Regions from separate parts of the Homo sapiens genome. Here region 1 is linked to region 2. Evidence: chromatin contacts called from ENCODE POLR2A ChIA-PET data. All regions are on one chromosome and are shown on one strand. Each heading gives the region's core, a stretch centred on a gene start or an enhancer-like site at or near the end of the contact. The rest is flanking DNA. Distances are from core to core; before and after follow the strand shown.

Region 1 (5,601 bases), core at 788-3,287, 790 kb before region 2:
CTCTGAACTGAAAGTTCATTTTGATTTTCTTTTGGCTCCTCAAACTGAACAGCTCTGAGAGGCTCTCCAGATGCATTTAGCTTTGTCTGCTGTCTTCGCCCCCTCTCCTCCCACACCCCCCCCCAACAATAATACAAAAGAACTTCATAGCTTTGTTCTCCTTAAAATGACTTCCCCCTCACTAACCTCCCCTGGTGCATTTTCAATGCAAAAGGCCTAAGGAAAGAGGGGGGGAAGGAGGAGGAGGAGAAGGATGAGAATTGGCTTTAAAATTTCTTTCCTTTTTTCTTTTCCTCATTTCCCCTGAAATTCACCCAAGCCAGACCATCACACCTTGCAATATATAATTTTTGCAGCTTTTTTTCTTAAAAAATAAATAACCCCCCAAAATGGCCTTTTAAAAAAAAACACCCAGCAGGTACCATGCTAAGACAACATCACATGCTTAAAAGGGTCCTTAACAGTGGGAGGGAGAGGAGGGCAGGGGGCTTGTTTGTTTATCTGTTTTGTCTGTTTGGAACTGACAAGGGACAAGGTGAGAGGAAGAGAGAAAAGAACCTATATATATATATATATATATATATATTAAATTCTATAAATAAGAGTCAATTTGTGTGTGAGGGGAGGGTGGGGGCATGGGGTGGGGGCAGGGGTGTGAGTTATGTTTTATAACCTGGTAATGTCCTCTGCCCGTTGCTGCTCCGGCGGCGTGGCGCTCTGGGAGTGGTCTTCAGAAGTACCCGGGGTAGCTGCCGAAAGGGTGCTGGGCGCAGCGCCGGCCGGGGGTGCTGACCTGACTTTGGTGTTGGGGAGTCGGTGGTCCTTCTTCCATTTCATGCGACGGTTTTGGAACCAGATTTTGATCTGCCTCTCAGAGAGGCACAGCGAGTGGGCGATCTCGATCCTTCTCCTTCGGGTCAGGTAGCGGTTGTAATGAAACTCTTTCTCTAATTCCAGGACTTGCTGCCGGGTATAGGCTGTCCTCGAGCGCTTGGGTTCCCCTCCGTTATAATTGGGGTTCACTGGGGGGAGGGGAAAAGCAAATAGTGGGGTTCAGAGGCAGCAGGCTCCCCGCCCCCCACCCTCACCCCATCCTCAGCTCTGAGAAACAGGAGGAGGGAGTGGTGGAAATAAAGTCATCAAGCTTAAATGGGTTATAAAGAAGTTGAAGGAAGCTGAAGACTTTGTAGTGTAATAAGAGGGGAATCCTCATTGTAACGACACTGAATTATTTATGCGCCCTTAGAAAGCGAGCATAGTTTTCACACATACATAACAGATCGTAGCACATGGCTCGGACTGCCCAGAGTAGCTAAGCCATAAAATTTATGGGGGATGTAATTACCCATTCTCGCTCGTAAATCCAGTTCAATTGTGCTAACCCAGAGTCGCTCCTGGAGAGAGAGGGGGAAGGAGAGAAAGGAGGACGGGGGCCAGAGGGGGCCGAGGAGGGTGGGGAGCGCTAGGGAAGAAGGGAGGGAGGGGGGGAGCAAAAAGCAAAGTTGCCTACCCGTGCTAACGTGAATTTTTTTCATCCATGGGTAGACTATGGGTTGCTTGCTGGCGGCGCTGGAGGGATGGTCGGGGGCTGGCTGGCTGCAGGCTGGCGGGGCTGGGGACGGGGAGGCGGAGGCGCCTGAGAGAGGCGCCGGCTCGCAGAGCGACTGTGATTTCTCGGGGTGGTGGTGGCCCGCCTGGGCCGGCCCGTGGCCTCGCGAATTGCCGGGCCCCTGGAGACTGGTGCAGCTATACTGGCGCTCAGGGTAGCTAGGGCGCGGAGGCGGTGGTGGGTACAGCTCCTGGTGGTGATGCTGGAATCCCGATTCCCTGGTCCGGCCGTAATATTCCGGACTGTGTTCAGGGATGTAGCTATTTTGCGAATATTCTTCGCATGGAGGAAATTTCGGATCGATGTAGTTAGAGTCCATCAAATACGAGCTCATGATCATTAATTTCTGGAGTGGAAAATAATTTTTCTCGCTTTGTCGTTTTTCTGCTCCATAAAGCCCTCCTACTAGCTAGCGACCCTGTAAAGTTACTTTCACCATGTGACTCCTCCGGCCAATCACACGGAGCAACCCAGTCCCCGGATAAGGAACCGAATCGCTTTATTCAAAATGTATCCAATTTTTTTGTGTGTGTGGTGGTGGTGGTGCTGGGAGGCGGGGGTGGGTGGTGATGTGGGGTTAGCTAGCAGAGGTTGGAGTGCCCCCAGTGCACATCCCGCCAGACTGACAACCCTCCCCTGCAAAAGGAGATGGGAAGCTCCCGGCTCCCCTCCAAAGCCCGGGCATTGGGGGACTGTCGGGAGGCAGTGATTCAGCCCCCGCCCAGGGTCTCCCCTCAGGCCTCTGCTGGGCCCCGTGGGCCTCGGCTCCTGAGCTTTTCCAGAGGTCTCCATTCATGGCGATCGTGTCTCAGTCTGTGTAGGTCACGGGGCAGCGCCCCTCTTTCGCAGGAAGAGGAAGTTGAATGAGGACTGGAGTGGATGTTGGATGGGGAGGGGCCCAGGCTGAGCCGAGGAGGCTGGAGAGCCTGGAGTGCCCCCCATCCAAGGATACCAGAGTCCAGCCCCTCTTCCCCATACACACTCACCCAACCCTCTGGCCATGCGGCCGGCGAGGCAGGGTCCCAGCTGGACCAGGCAGGTAGAGGCAGCGGGATGCAAATGATTCTGACGTCATTTCTGGAGGTCTGGGGGTTGAGCCCCCGCTGAAGAGAGACAGGAAGTGGTTGGCAAAAGCAGAGTTCAGAAGTCTCGCCTTCCCCTGCTACCCACTGACCCTCCCTGCCCCAGCCCCAGAGCAGAGGATCTCTTCTACTGCTGGCTTCTGTTTCCACTCCCCATTCAGCCCGGCCTGCTATTTTCTGACAATTATCTCCAAGGAGCTGGGGCAAGGAGGAGAGCTTTCTGCCAGGAGTCAGTGCCCTGTGATGGTGCCCAGCCAAGATCCTGAGAGTTCTTTCTCTGTCCCCACAGAGGGCAGACCTAGCTAAGAGGGAGGCCTGTGTGGGTAGAGCCTGCTTGCTTCTGGCTAGGAGCTGTATCCATGTAACACGTGTGTTTACATGTAAACACGAATTCCTAAAGGCCAGCTCCAGGCTGCTTTCCAAAAACGGAAGGCTAAGCTCACCAAGTTGGGGAGGCACGGCCAGCCTTTGGGGTCTCCAGCCCATTCACACCCCCTGCTCTCTCTCTGCCACCCACTCACAGTAATACTCTGATGGAGGGGGGTGACAGGGCCGTAGAGGAGGGAGGGGGCCAGGAAAAGCTGCTTTCCTAACCACCACCCCCCCCCCCCAGCTAGGGGTGGTCCTGTCATGCCACCGATTCCAATTAACTGATCGCCCATAACTCAGAGTTGCGGGGGGTAGCGGAGGGGAGAGCCCAGGGAGGGAGCCGGGTCCCCTTGTTGTACTTGATAACAATTATAGTTTAAAATCATAGCTTGCCAGGGCTCAGCTATATTTTACTTGATAACAATAAAAGTGACACATAAAGTTAACTGTTTATGTTTTATTTATTAGACTAAATCTGCCAGCGGTGGTAGGAGCGCTTGCCTCGTCGCTACAGCTTTTATAGGGCTGTAAAACGTCATAAATCAGTCTCGCGGAATCGCCCGCACTCTTTGTGTCGGCGGCGGCGCAGGGCTGGCGGCCGCTGGCTGCCTGCTCCCTCCTTTCCACGAAAAGTCGTAATGTGATTTTTTTTCCCTCTGATTTTATTATTATGATCGCCGCCGTGATTAGTCAATCTACCTTTAATTCGCCGCCCTACGCTACCTCCTCCCAGCCCAGCCTGGTTGACACTTGAATAAGTACCTTTTAAAACGGCATAACAACTATTTGAGGGTTTAATTAGAACATCTGCAATTAAGGGAATGAGGAGGGGAAAGGGAAAAAAAAAATAAAGCCCTTGTGAGAGGGAGACTGAAGGCAAGAGATTCCAATCCTTTTCTCATCACCTTTGGGATGTTGGAGAGGGTCCCCACTTCCAAATTAGGGCTTCCCCAAAGGGCTGGAATGAGAGGGAAGCTGGACCCACAGCCGTGCCCAAAGGGTGCGGATTCCCGCCTGGGCCCTCGTTGCCTTCCCTCCTCCAATGCTTAGGCCCCCAGCCCCACCCCAGGCTCAGCAGGGCCAGGGCTTAGCTCCCAAGGAGCTGGTGCTTGGTGGTCCCTGAATACTCTCTCTCCAAGAGGACAGTGCCCATCCCCACTGTAACCAGGCCAGGTGAAGGAACAGGAGTTCCCCAGAGGCTGAACACCTCTAATGGAGATTCCCAAATTCTCAGAGTTGGCTGAGAACCCTTGCCCACTCTTGTCCGGAACTCTCTGCATGTGAGGACAGGCTGGTTTGGTTGGAGAGGAAGTTGAGACTGTGAGTGAGGGGGCGGAGGAAGGCTACTGCTTGGTTAATAGTGGTTTGGGTTGTGTGGGGTTGTCTTAATCATTGGTGGTGGGGGTGGGTTCATTATAAATTGCTGGAAGAGGGCAAAGGGAAACCAGTGCTGAATCCTAGTACCTAAGTCTGAACTGTAGTCCCAGATGGCTCCACCGGGAAGTCCAAAGCTCAGCAAACTTTGGTGCCATGTGGAGAGGGTTGATGAAGAGGGAGGAAACCTTCCCGGCCCCACTCCCAGTCTCCCTTCTAGGCCTGTACCTGGATGCGGCTGCCTCACCTGGAAAGGTGAGCTGTGAGCCTGACTCTCATCCTCTCAGCCCTCACACTCACCTTTTACCATCCGTGCCCTGACGCTAACCCTCTTTTCTTCAATCTTCACCCTCCTGTACTTGTTAAGGAGTCCTCCCCAATATGTTGCCTGTCACATCCCACCCCCGCCAGGTTTCTGAGCTTCTGCAGGGGGGTCAAGGAGACTGACTTTGGGCCAGTATAAGTAGTAGACACAGAGGGTTCAGATGCCCCCAACTGAATGTCAAGTCTGTCTTTGGTTATTATGGTTAACATATATGCGTGCACACTATTAATATTTATTAATATATTAAATGCCTCTTTATGCAGCTATAAATATGTAGAGTTTTCATTCCAGGTTCGTGCAGCTAATTCAACATGCACATCCAGAAAGTGAAATCTCCAAGATTCCCCCAAATGTGCCCACACTCATCTACATCATTTACAAAACAACAACAGCAACTCTCTTTGGGCTCCTATAGCTTAATAGCAAGGAAGTCGCCTGTCACATGGGTAAAATACCACACACATACACACAAACATTTTCACCTGGATATTATTACAAGCACAGAAATAAAATCCGTTGGAAGGGCTTTTGCACTTAGCAATGGCTTAATTGGGAGGGGGTGGGGGTACTAAAGCAGCTCTCATCTGTGATGAATCCTTGTATCTGGTCCTGTCTTCTTTTGTGTTTCACCCTCCTGCCTCCCGCCTTGCTGGCCCAGGGGCTGCACCTCTGCCCTGTCCTCAACCTCACTTTGCCCCAGTTTTATTTATTTTTATTTTTTCTGACTACCTTTTGCCAGCATCCAAATGCTCTCTGCAATTGCCCCTCCACCCCATCTCCTTTCTAAATCTCGATTTGGTTTCTCTTTCGGAAACACGTTTCAGTACAAAGCGCTTCCCTTC
Region 2 (5,348 bases), core at 1,604-4,103:
CATTTGTAATGATTTCTGGATTCTGATAAGTGAAGAAAAGGAAAAAAAAACATTAAAAAATATAGAAATAAAAAAATATGTTGAAAGGTCATAAGGTTGCATATTAGGTGCAACTGTTAATGCCAAGTTAGATTCCAGTCGAGGAAATAGTGTCTGCTGTTGTAAGTTAGCTTCATCACTTCTCTACTGGTGTTAAACACAGAGTAGCTGGTACTTATAAACATTTCTCTCACTGCCTCCTTGAACCATAAGGAACCCTCACAGTGGTCAGAACCACGCAGCAAGTACTATTCACCTGCCTAATGGGTGATGACCCTCCCACAAACTCTGTGCCTGGGACCCAGGGCACTAACCGGTCATCCCCATGTGGTCCGTCAGCTCTTGGCCCGACAGGCCCTCTAAGGCCTCCAGCATCCAGACAACGGTAGATTTACAACTGTCCACTAGTTGGGTCAGGTCAGCCAAATCAACTATCTGAAGGGACAAGAAGGGTTTGAGAGTGAGGAGTCATGCTGGGTCCAAGATGACCTCCACCGCACTCCACACCCAAAGCCAAGCAACCCCAAAGCTGTTTGAGGGCAGTGGAGCAACCCCAAAGCTGTTTGAGGGCAGTGGAGCAACCCCAAACCCTATGAGCCTAGTCCAGGTACCTTGATTCCCAGACAGTACCTGACAGCCTTGGGCAAAGTCATAAACCACCACAGTGTAGAGGTGAAGTCCCTGAAAGTACATCTGAAGAAAAGACTGCTGTTGCTTGGAGGAGCCCCCATACACCTGAGGAAGGAAGCGGAAGGTTGGTATGAGGAGTAGAGATAAAGAGGGCTCCAAGCTGAAGACTGACCCGGAGTCCTGGAGAGCTGACAGAGCCCAGGGAGCACGAGGAAGGACATCCAGAAGGGCCACTGCCCTCTCAGGATAGACTAGGCTGTTTGCTGGCTCGCTAGGCACTGTCCAGAGAGCAGCTTAACAAGGAGGGAGCCAGGACCTCCAGATCTTGCCAAATACCCTAGGCTGGTAGTGAGTCCACAGACCACGTCCCCACCCTACCTCCAGGTCCTTAACTCACACCATCATCCCGCAGCTGCTGCAGAAGAGAGCAGTACCCTCCAAGAAAAGCAAAGAGGCTCAGAATGGCATCAAGTCTATAGCGCCTCTTGGTGCCTCGTTCCAGGCCTGAAAGGAAGAACTGGCAGCTCTCATACAATGCCCGAAGTGGGGGTGATGGTGCCTCCATACTCTTGCTCAGGACAGCTGATGCCTTGATCAGAAGCTTGGCCACTGCCTGAGGTCCTTCCTCCCCAACCTGCAGCAGCTTAACCCCCAGCTGACATAGCTGAAGGCTAGGGGCTAGATTGGTGTTCCTTAGGTAACTGTGAGCCTTCTCCACTGCGCTGATGGCTTTGTCATGGTGGCGGCTCCAGCAAAAGCGACGGCAGTGTTCCAAGGTGAGCTCCAAGAGGCAGAGGGCCCTCTGGGGAGAAAGAAGCCCAGAAGAGCTCCCTCTCTCACCCACCAAGGCTCTGATCACGTGCCTGGAGAGCAGGTCATCTAGGAAATCAGCATCTGCTTCATTTAGACCATGGCCACTGGCATCAAATAGCTGATGGGCAGCTACCGCTCGACAGGCTGTTGGAGAAGCAAAGTGAGGAACCTCACAAGGGGTACTTTCATCCTCCAAGAGTACTAGGAAGCTCAAGGCCTTCAGCCGAGCTGCAAATGCAGCTCGCCGTTCCAACAGGGCTTCTGCCCCCTTCCAAAGCAGAGAAAAGCTGCCCCGAGCCACGGCCTCATAGTCCTGGGGAGCAGCCTCGCGAGAGCACTGCACCAAGCAGGCATGGAGGGGCTGAGCAAGGCGGAGTGTGGCCTCTGGGCTTCCTTGTGCAGCAGCATTCCGCAGTAAGACAAAGAGAATTCGTTCCAGGTAGAGGGGAGGACGCTGTGGGGTAGACACTAAGTAGCCATCACAGGCCAGCTCTGCCAGCTCCAGCAGGCTCCCCAGATGCCTAGGGCAAGCTAGCTTAGCAGTCAGCTGCTGGTTGCAAGCCCTCAGGATGGCATCACAAGCTTGTCTCCTCTCAGCATCAGATCGGCTGCTGGGAAAACCAGCTGGAGGGTTGGACAGGAACTCCTAGGAGTAGAGAAAGATATGAATGGGGCTAGCAAAGGCAGGAAAGAGGTAGAGAAAGTAACTAGAAATAGGGTTACTCAGAGAGGGTCGCCTACTTATCCATCTCTTCAAAAGGCAAACACAAAACAGCTCAGTTTGGAAAGCCAGGTGTATCCCGAGCCAGGCAGCACCCCCACCTTCAAGGCGGGCAGCAACTCTTCAGCCTCCTTCTGGCTGCTTAGCAGAGTCCCAAAGTTGACTCTTTTGAAGCTCCTCATGACACCGGAGAGCTAGGGAAAAGGAGACCAATTAGAGAAGATTGTTAATGAAGCTAACTGGAGGAAGGGAAGAGGGCTGAAGGTCGTGGAAGGAGGCAAAGAATCACATCAGAAATTTCATCGGGGAGAAAACCCACGCCAGGACGCCGTGCTCCCGTTATAAAAGGACGATTCCGCTCTTCCTTCCTCCGGGCAGATCCCCGACCGCACTACCACACCACTCGCCGCGCTACCCCAGAGGCCTCGGCCCAGCCCTTCAGCGGCCCGGGGCAGTCCCAAGGCCTCCCGACACTCCCTCCAGGAGCCACCCACGCCTCTCCTCGCGTCAGCGCTGGGGATCCCCTTCACTTCAGCACGTACCCACGCTCACGAGTCCCTTCCGGCCTTACCGCCCCAGAGCTCGCCCTCTTTCCTAGGTACAGGACTTAACCGCCTGACCAGTACTCCGCGAGGATCCAAAATGTAACCTTCGTTTTCCGCGCCAGACCCTCCTTTCAAATATCCGCGGCTGCCAATCAGCGGGCGCGGCGCAACGCCGGGCGCGCGGCACGCTGGGAGTTGTAGTTTACCCGCCGCGCTGCGCGCTCCCGCGGCGCCCCGGAGGGTCTTGCTGCTCTGCGCGTTAGGGCCTCTTGGGGGTGCGGGTTTCCCCCTTTTTTCCAGTCAGAGCTCAGTTTCTCAGCTACCTGTCGCTTAGTCGCTATCGGTAATGCCACCCCTTTTCCTCCTTTATCTTCAGAGCTCAGGCAAGAGTTTAAGTTTCAAGAGAAGAGAAATAACAAAAAGAACTTAGGAACTCACGCGGTTTGGGTTACTAGAAAAAAAGGGCTTAGACTTCTACGAATTTTTTTTTTGATAGGGTCTTGCTCTGACACACAGGCTGGAGTGCAGTGGCGTGATCACAGCTCACTGCAGCTTCAAACTCCCGGGCTTAAGTGATCCTCCCACCTCAGCCTCCCAAAGTGCTGACTACGGGCGTGCACCGCCACGCCCAACTTCCTACGAAATTATTTTAAAGATGGTTTTCTAGGGGAACTACAATGAGTACCCGTAGCGACCTCCAGCTCTCTCTCTGCCTTCCAGCCTTACTCCTTCTATTGGTTGTATGAGAAAGACAAGATCTGGTGCTCTTCGATGGGGGAGAGAGGGTAGTGGGGTGGGGTGGGAGTTGTGAGTAGCAGGAAGAACTATGGAAATTCATTCCCTGGGATATTTCACAGTCTTTAATGGCTTATGTTTTTAAGTACTAACCACTTCCCCAAACACAGATTCAGCTGTCTCTTTCCTTCCTCCACCAAAGAATTCAGCTCAAAAGTGGTTATCAGCTTGTCGCTGATGAACTCTACTGGATAACTCATCCTTCTCCATCATCATAGAGCTCTTTTATGAGTTGAGAATCTAGCAGGGAAGATTATTTTTGTAAAAAGAAAGAAAAGAAGGCCGGGCGCGGTGGCTCACGCCTATAATCCCAGCACTTTAGGAGGCCGAGGTGGGTGGATCACTTGAGAACCAGCCTGACCAACATGGTGAAACCCCATCTCTACTAAAAATACAAAAATTAGCTGCTGTGGCATCGGGGGCCTGTAGTCCCAGCTACTTGGGAGGATCGCTTGAACCCGGGAAGCGGAGGTTGCAGTGAGCTGAGATCCCGCCACTGTACTGCAGTCTGGGTGACAGAGCAAGACTCTGTCTCAAAAAAGAAAACCAAAAAAAAGGCCGGGCGCGGTGGCTCACGCCTGTAATCCCAGCACTTTGAGAGACCGAGGCGGGCGGATCACGAGGTCAGGAGATCGAGACAATCCTGGCCAACATGGTGAAACCCCGTCTCTACTAAAAATACAAAAAATTAGCCGGGCGTGGTTGCAGGCTCCTGTAGTCCCAGCTACTCGGGAGGCTGCGCTAGGAGAACGGCGTGAACCCGGGAAGCGGAGCTTGCAGTGAGCCAAGATCGCGCCACTGCACTCCAGCCTGGGCTACAGAGCGAGACGACTCTGTCTCAAAAAAAAAAAAACCAAAAAACAAACAAACAAACAAAAAAAACCCAAAAGAAAATTATTCATCACAGTACTCAATTCCTCTTGCTTACACCTTAGCTATCAGTGTTCATTTACCTATTGTTTAGCAAGCATTCTAGGACTTTTTCCCAACGTATTTTATTATACCTACTTTTTTCTTCTTTTTTTAAGATAGAAACGAGGTCTCACTATGATGCCCAGGTTGGTCTTGAACTCCTGAGCTCAAGTGATCCTCCGGCCTTAGCCTCTCAATGTGCTACAATTACAGGCGTGAGCCACTATGCCCAGCCTTTTTTTTTTTTTTTTTTTGAGACGGAGTTTCGCTCTTGTCACCCAGGCTAGAGTGCAATGGCGTGATCTCAGCTCACTGCAACCTCTGCCTCCGGGTTCAAGTGATTCTCCTGCCTCAGCCTCCCAAGTAGCTGGGATTACAGGCACCCATCACCATGCCCAGCTAATGTTTTGTATTTTTAGTAGGGACGGAGTTTCACCATGTTGGCCAGGCTGGTCTCAAACTCCTGACCTCAAGTGATCCACCTGCCTCAGCCTCCCAAAATGCCGGGATTACAAGCATGAGCCACCGTGCCTGGCCATGCCCAGCCTATCATACCTACTTAATTCTAAACTCCTCAAGGGCAGAGAGCTTATTATTTTTTATTTCTTGTTTGTTTGTTTTTTGTTTTGCTTTTGTTTTCTTTTTTCTTTTTTATTTTCTACTTCTTACAAGAAGTACTTTAAGTATCAACAGATCAATAAATGCTGACTAATACGAACTTGAGTCACATTATTTCCTCATGTGAATCACAAACTTATAGAGGCAGCACAGGATGATGGAAAGAGCTTTGAAAATGAGACAGGACAGAGGAGCCAGGTTCTAGTGCCAGTTCTAATTTGTTCCTTCTCAGTGAAATGGGGACAGTAACATCAAGCCTCACTACCTCCAGGAGT

The links. ChIA-PET counts read pairs that join two places held with the same protein, here RNA polymerase II (POLR2A).
Region 1: POLR2A ChIA-PET joins it to region 2 with 14 read pairs in activated CD8-positive, alpha-beta memory T cell. The contact joins the promoter of HOXC4 here to the promoter of ESPL1 in region 2. POLR2A ChIA-PET finds 5 or more read pairs at or near these places in 2 of 52 experiments (activated CD8-positive, alpha-beta memory T cell and activated T-cell).

Annotation. Positions count from the first base shown.
Region 1 is chr12:54,050,271-54,055,871 of GRCh38, reverse strand. HOXC4 (homeobox C4) reads right to left here and starts at 2,037. Exons shown (of 2, transcript NM_153633.3): 1 at 1,511-2,037; 2 at 1-1,022. The coding sequence starts at 1,949. The coding sequence ends at 667. RefSeq lists a cis regulatory region at 1,746-2,246 and enhancers at 2,823-2,982, 2,278-3,259, 3,260-4,241.
Region 2 is chr12:53,265,804-53,271,151 of GRCh38, reverse strand. It overlaps ESPL1 (extra spindle pole bodies like 1, separase), which reads right to left and starts at 2,853. Exons shown (of 31, transcript NM_012291.5): 1 at 2,775-2,853; 2 at 2,305-2,397; 3 at 1,067-2,128; 4 at 670-774; 5 at 354-474. The coding sequence starts at 2,385. RefSeq lists enhancers at 2,407-2,486, 2,547-2,916.